2 separate regions of the Homo sapiens genome follow, and region 1 is linked to region 2. The links are chromatin contacts, found by Hi-C or POLR2A ChIA-PET in ENCODE. All regions are on one chromosome and are shown on one strand. The core of a region is the stretch at or near the end of the contact, and the rest is flanking DNA. Distances in the headings are between cores, read along the strand shown. Region 1 has its middle 11 kb from the start of INPP5D. Region 2 overlaps INPP5D (inositol polyphosphate-5-phosphatase D).

What was found. Hi-C counts contacts between places; a loop is a spot of excess contacts on that map. ChIA-PET counts read pairs that join two places held with the same protein, here RNA polymerase II (POLR2A). Pooled maps may share reads with other maps.
Region 1: a map of PC-9 shows a loop between it and region 2 (8-fold over the local background). The contact joins two enhancer-like sites. A Hi-C loop is called at or near these places in 2 of 168 maps with a recorded cell type or tissue (PC-3 and PC-9) and 2 of 50 pooled maps. POLR2A ChIA-PET finds 5 or more read pairs at or near these places in 4 of 52 experiments (Panc1, activated T-cell, endothelial cell of umbilical vein and 1 more).

What each region holds. Positions count from the first base shown.
Region 1 is chr2:233,047,886-233,051,180 of GRCh38, forward strand. No RefSeq gene overlaps it. Among named protein-coding and RNA genes, the nearest start is that of INPP5D, 11 kb to the right of the region's middle. Within about 2 kb of position 1,451, at least 2 of the 41 ENCODE cell types and tissues checked have a DNase peak (open chromatin) inside an H3K27ac peak, as active enhancers do; they include PC-3 and PC-9, where a contact is called at or near this core.
Region 2 is chr2:233,164,347-233,167,800 of GRCh38, forward strand. INPP5D (inositol polyphosphate-5-phosphatase D) reads left to right here. Exons shown (of 27, transcript NM_001017915.3): 13 at 1-78. Among named protein-coding and RNA genes, the nearest start is that of ATG16L1, 86 kb to the right of the region's middle. Within about 2 kb of position 1,710, at least 12 of the 41 ENCODE cell types and tissues checked have a DNase peak (open chromatin) inside an H3K27ac peak, as active enhancers do; they include PC-3 and PC-9, where a contact is called at or near this core.

The DNA.
Region 1 (3,295 bases), core at 201-2,700, 120 kb before region 2:
AAGGGAATGGATTCCAAGGAGCTCCAGAACTCGATGATCCATCAGATGTGGGTGGTGAGAGAGGGGGCAGAGATGAAGATGTTGGTGGTTTCTGGCTTGGGAGAAGCCAGTTTGGTGACAGCAATCTAGATAGGCGATGTGTGTGGAAGAACAGGTTTTCGGTGTAAAGATAGAAAATTCAGATGACAGAGCTTTTAAGTGTCTATAGGGTGTCCTCACAGGCAGCAGGAAGTGTGGATCTGAAGGAGGTCAGGACCGGAAATACAGATTTGGAAGCCACAAGTGAGGAAAATGCTCTGGGAGAGTATGGAGGAGACAAAAGGGATGACCAAGGACAAAAGCCTGGGAAGAAGGGGGCTCAGGGAGGAAGGTGTAGAACTTGGGGGAGCAACAGGAAGGATTTTGAGAGGGAGGGAGAGGCCTGCAGGGTTGCTCACTGTAGAGGGGTCATGATGATGATGGGGTGCTGGGAGAAAGAAGCTGCTGCAAAAGGTTTTGGTGGGAGGGTTGGGGGTGGGGACAAGGCTGCTGTAGGAGGCTGAGTGAGGACAATTTATTCCAAAAGCTCCCCAATTTATTCCAAAATCACCCAGGTGATACCCAGACAAGAAGAAAGGGCAGGGAGCTGTGGCTCTCAGTCTTGGCCACCCAAGGCACTCTTCTGGGGAGGTCCTGGCCCCACCTTAGAGATTTTTATTTAATTGGTCTGGGGTGGGGCCTTTCAGACTTTCAGCCAAGACTGAGAACCTTTGTCAGGGAGGATTTTTTAAGTTTTTATTTTATAACATGGAAAAATCTTAAGCTCGCTTATAGGATGAGGGGAAGGAGTGGGTGGGGAGGAGAGGGAGAAAATCCAGAGGTGTGGGGGTGGCTGTGGGAGCCAATCCCAGCCACAGGAGGGGAGAATCTGGAGGAGCCCCTGGGGACAATGGGATGGAGGCGGGTGTGGACGCATTGGAAAGCAGCCTGGGAGACCCATCTAGCATCTGTGGGCAGAATAGTGAGGGGCTTTAATGTTTGGTGGCTTCTGGAAGTGAGCTAGCCTGAGGAGCGTGGGGAGGTGAGGTAGGGAAGCGGGGTCCACTGGAAAAATGCAGGCTTTGGTGCCGCAGCCAACGGAGAAGGCAGGGGAGAGGCTGGAAGGCTCTGGTCTCCATGCTAGTGGGAAGCCGGGTTTTGTCCTGGGCTGCGCTGCCTGGCAGAGGCATTTCTCTGGCCACACCAGCAGCCCCTTTGGCTGGGTGTGGCGGGAGAAGAAGGAGCTGTGAGGGAGTTGAGGGGCATGGGGAGGACAAAGGTTGTGCAGATGTGTGTGATGGAGAGGAGGGAACAGGAGGTGGTCAGGGCAGGGCTTGGGGCTGGCCAGAGATGAAAGGGGAAGCAATCACAGCCCGAGGGCTGGAGTGTGATTGGGAGGCTAAGGTTTGAGTTGCTGGCACTCCCTGGGCTGCAGCTACAATGGGTAGAGTTGGCAGGAGGTGCTGGATCCAGGTATGGAGTAAGGACTCCTGCCAAGTTCTCAGGGGTGGAATGGAAATAAGAAAAAGTCAGGAAATGGTCAGATTCCAGTCTTGTAAGTACTGTCAAGGATTTCACACTTTGTCCTACAGGCAGTAAGCAGCTGTTGGAATCACTCAGCAGGGGAGTCACGGGATGAACGGGAGGCTTTAGGGTGAACCTGCACAGTTCTTTGCAGTCTGGATTGCAAACTGAAGATCTGGAACTGAAGATTTGGGAGATTAACTAGGTCACAATTGCAATGAGACCAATCACCTCTGGGTGGGGTGGGATGTGCAGTTTGACAGGTTTAACCACCACCCCGGCCCTGGTTCCCTCTCCCACACCTCCAGCAAGTGTGCTTCAAGCCATCTTTTTGTTCTGTTTTGTTTTGTTTTGTTTTGTTGAGATGGAGTCTTGCCGTGTCGCACAAGCTAGAGTGCAGTGGCATGAGCTTAGCTTACTGCAACTTCTGCGTCTTGGGTTCAAGCAATCCTTCTGCCTCAGCCTCCTGAGTAGCTGGGATTGCAGGCAACTGCTACAATGCCCGGCTAATTTTTGTATTTTTAGTAGAGACGGGGTTTCTCCATGTTGGCCAAGCTGGTCTGAAACTCCTGACCTCAAGTGATCGCCCGCCTCAGCCTCCCAAAGTGTTGGGATTACAGGCATGAGCCACTGCACCCAGCTTCATCAAGCCATCTTTGAGTTCACAGTAAAAACCTAGAAGGTAGGATGAGACCCATGCTTCTGTTCCAGAGGGAATTTCCTCTAAATGTCCATGCCACACGCATCTCCAAGGACCCTGAAAATGGTCATCTGACACTTCTGTGTGCTGGGGACCAGCCCCTTGGGCTTAGACCCAGTAATTTCTTTATCTGTGCTAATTCCAATAATGGTCTGTGTAAAAGTAACAGTGGGAGGCCAGGAGGCTTCCAGACAGGAGAGGATGCAGGGGAGAGTATAGGTGAGCAGGCCGGAGGCTCTAGGCCCTATGCATTGCAGAGCCCAGCGCAGAAGTTCCAGCTCATTTAACTTAAGGTGTGTAGCGTATACAGAGGTTTTGGGATCAAGCAGATGTAAGCTAGATTCTCAGGTCTGCCACTAACTTGCAGGCAAATTATTTAACCTCTCTGGTCTCAATTTCCCTGCCAGTAAAATAGACATAATAATAGGATTTCCCTTTGTGGGTTGTCCATGAGGATTGAGCGAGGCAACTCGTGTAGAGAGCATAGCAGTGCTTCCACGTGGTTAGCTGGTAGATAGATATTGGCCATTTTTATTAATTCAACACATGTTTATTGGGTACTGCTATGGACTGGTACTGGGTACTTTAGGGGAGTTATGTCCCGCCCCCTGAAATTCATATACTGAAACCCTGACCCCCAGTGTAACTGTATTTGGAGATTGGGCTTTTAGGAGGTAATTAAAGTTAAATGAGGTCACAAGGATGGAGTCCTAACCTGACAGGGTTGGTGGCCATAGAAAAAAAGGAGGAGAGGAGGGAAGGCCACAGGAGGACAAGGTGAGAAGGCGGCCACCTGCAAGTCAGGACGAGAGCCCTCCTCAGAGCATGACCATGCTGGCACTTTGATCTTGGGCTTCCAGCCTCCAGACTTATGAAAGATAAATGCCTGTTGCTGAAGCCATCCAGTCTATGGTACTTAGTTATGGCAGCCTAAGCTGACAAAGACAGGTGCGTACTGCCTGGCAGCATGAGCCGGATGCTGCTGCAGCGTGCAATGAACAAGACAGATCTGCATTTTCCCAGAGGTGAGAATCTAATGAGAGGAGAAGAGAG
Region 2 (3,454 bases), core at 460-2,959:
TGGCCAAGCCTGAGCACGAGAACCGGATCAGCCACATCTGTACTGACAACGTGAAGACAGGCATTGCAAACACACTGGGTGAGCAGGGCGGGGACCCTGTGTTCCTCCCACACCCTCTGCCTCAACTCTCGCGACCACATCATCCTGATCCCACCAGTAGTTCCCCGGGTTAAAAACAGAGAGCCTCACATCCTCAGATCCTGGCTCAGTCCTCAGCAAATAGGGGTGATTGGTCTCCCTGGCTGAAACTCACTCAGGGTCTACACCAGCAGTCCCAGGGATCTAGCTAAAATGCAGGTTCCGACCCAGTAGATCTTGGGTGGAGCTCAGGGTTCCAAGTTTCTGACAGGTTCCCAGGCGACTTGAGCGCTGCTGGTCGGCCCGTGGGACCCATTTTAAGAAGCAAGAACCTAGAAGAGGCATTGGCCAACTTTTGCAGGAAAGGGAAGGGCCTGACAGTAAATATTTCAGGCTTTGCAGGCCACTCAACACTATTCCTCTCTGCCTTTCTGGTGGGAAAGCAGCCATAGGCAACCCAGAAAGCGAATGGGAGTGACTGTGTTACCAGTGAGACCTTCCTTACAAGCACAGGCGGGAGGTGGCTGGCCCCTGCCCTCGGTCCCTGTGCACCAGGTTGGATCTGGAAACGCTGGTGTCAGTGGAGAGTTGCTGGCTTCAGAGAGCAGTAACAAGGGCAAGAAGTCTTCATAAGTGTAGGAGTGCAAGCCTGTGTGTTTGTGTAGGATGTGTGTGTGAGTAGGTCTGTGTATGTGAGTTTGTGTGAGTGACAGCGTGCATGTGAGTGTGTGAGCCTGTGTAGGTGTGTGAGAGTTTATGGATGTGTGTTTGTGAGCATGTTTATGTGAGTCAATGTGTGAGCGTACCACCCCATATCTATGAGTGTGTGTCTATATGTGTGTGAATCTATGCATGTGTTTGAGTGTGTCTATGTGAGTCTATGTATGTGAGTCCGTGTATGAGTGTACCACCCATATCTATGTGTGTGAGTGTCTGTATGTGTGAGTCCATGCATGTGTGTTTGTGTGTGTTTATGTGAGTCTACATATGTGAGTCCGTGTGTGAGTGTACCACCCCGTATCTATGAGTGTGTGTGTGTCCATGCATGTGTTTGTGAGTGTATTTATGTGAGTCTATGTATGTGAGTCCGTGTGTGTGTACCACTCCATATCTATGAGTGTGTGAGTGTCTATGTGTGTGTGTCCATGCATGTGTGTTTGTGAGTGTGTGTTTATGTGCATCTGTGTGTGAGTGTACCACCCCGTATCTATGAGTGTGTGAGAGTCCATGCATGTGTTTGTGAGTGTGTTTATGTGAGTCTATGTATGTGAGTCCATGTATGAGTGTACCACCCCATATCTATGAGTGTGTGAGTATCTGTGAGTCCATGTGTCTGTGTTTGTGAGTGTGTGTTTATGAGAGTCTAGGTATGTGAGGGTGGGTGTCCGAGTGCATGTGCATAAGTGCTAGAGCCTCTCTGTGTGTTTGTGTGTGTGTGTGTGTGTGCCCGTGTGTGCACGTGGGGTGGTATACACACAGGGCTCCAGGGCTGGCATCAGGGGCGAGGCCAGTGGTTTTTGGTGGTTGGAGTCAGTGGAGTCAGGAACAGGACAGAGTCCCAGAGATAACAGGAAATAGAAGAATTGCTGCAATCGAACGTGCAAAGCTCTCTCAACTTTTCTGCTGACAAACCGCAAACTGCCCGCGTCCACCCCCACTCGTCCCCCTTCCTTCCTGCCACAGTAGAAGGGTGGGGCTGGCGTGGCTATCCTGGCTGCGCCCACGCCCTCCTGCTGCCCAGCAACCGCCCCGGGTGTGGATTCCATCGCTCCCTGGGCTTCCAGTCCCTCCCACCAGCCCCTGCCCCGCTGTGCAGAATATGCTCGGACCTCCTAGGGCCACATAAAACCACCCCCTCAGCCAGACCAGTTCCTGGTCATCCTGGCCTCAGGGCTGGGCACTGGGTCAGCTTCTGAGCAGGCAGGAGCTCTGCTCATGTGGACCTGACACACATTGCATGAGCAGACGGGAGGAAAAGAAGCCAGTTCCTGGGAGGGAGTGCACTGGCGAAGGAGTGTGTGGCGTGGGCAGAGAGCAGAGGTCAGGGGCCTCCCTGAGAAGGGCAGTGCGACTGGCATCTGAGGGGTGAGGAGAAAGGCCTGGCCAGAGTCCCAGCTTTATGACCATTGCAGGGCAGCTTCTGGGCTGTGCAGCTCACACACACCTTCCCCTCCTTCCCCTCCTTCCCCTCCTCTCTGCCCTGGGGCCAGCCTCCCTCCTCCACTCCCCTGAAATGGCTCCCAGCCATAATTAGCACAGGACAGAAACAGCAAATGCTGGTCGGTGTGGTAGGCTCACGCCTGTAATCCCAGCACTTTGGAAGGCCGAGGCCGGTGGATCACTTGAAGTCAGGAGTTCGAGACCAGCCTGGCCAACATGGTGAAATCCCATCCCACTAAAAATACAAAAATTAGTTGGATGTGGTGGTGCGCACCTGTAATCCCAGCTGCTTGGGAGGCTGAGGCAGGAGAATCGCTTGAACCCGAGAGGTGGAGGTTGCAGTGAGCTGAGATCATGCCACTGCACTCCAGCCTGGGTGACAGAGCGAGACTCTATCTCAAAAAAAAAAAAAAGTCCTTAGAACAACCAAGGCCTTTCTAAGAGTGTGCCCTAAGCAAGGCTGTGTGCTGAATGCTTTGAATCATCTCATTTGATATAAACACCCTGCTAGGCACGATGGCTCATGCCTATAATCCCACACTTTGGGAGGCCAAGGTGGGAGGACCTCCTGAGACCGGGAGTTTGAGACCAGCCTGGGCAACATAGGAAGGTACCATTTCTACAAAAAAAAAAAAAAAAAAAATGGCATAGTAGTGCATGCCTGTGGGCCCAGCTACTCAGGAGGCTGAGGTGGGAGGATCACTTAAATCTGGGAGGTCAAGGCTACAGAAAGCCATGATTTTGCCACTGCACTCCAGCCTGGGCGACACAGACTTTGTCTCAAATTAGAAAAAAAAATACAAACACTCGGGCAGGGACTCTTATTATTCCCATTTGCAGATGAAGAAACAGAGTCTATGGAGATGATCCATAACTTGCCCAAGGCCCCGGGATAAGAATGTGGTGGGCAGGGATTGAAACCAGGCTGTCGGGACTGGAACCAGTTGCTCAGTTCCAGGTCACCCTCCCAGGTTGCGGGCAGAGGGGCAGGGCTGGAGAGCTAGGTGCAGTGGAGAGGGCTGGAGGGCAGAAAGCCTGTGTACTCCCCCACTGGGTCCTGACAAGGTTGAGCCAGGTGATATCCAGGGGTCCCTTCAGCCTATGGCCTATCCAGAGCTGTCCAACCAAAAGAAAATGGGGCCGGGTGCCGTGGCTCACGCCTGTAATCCTAGCACTTTGGGAGGCTGAGGCAGGCAGATTGCCAGAGCTCAGTAGT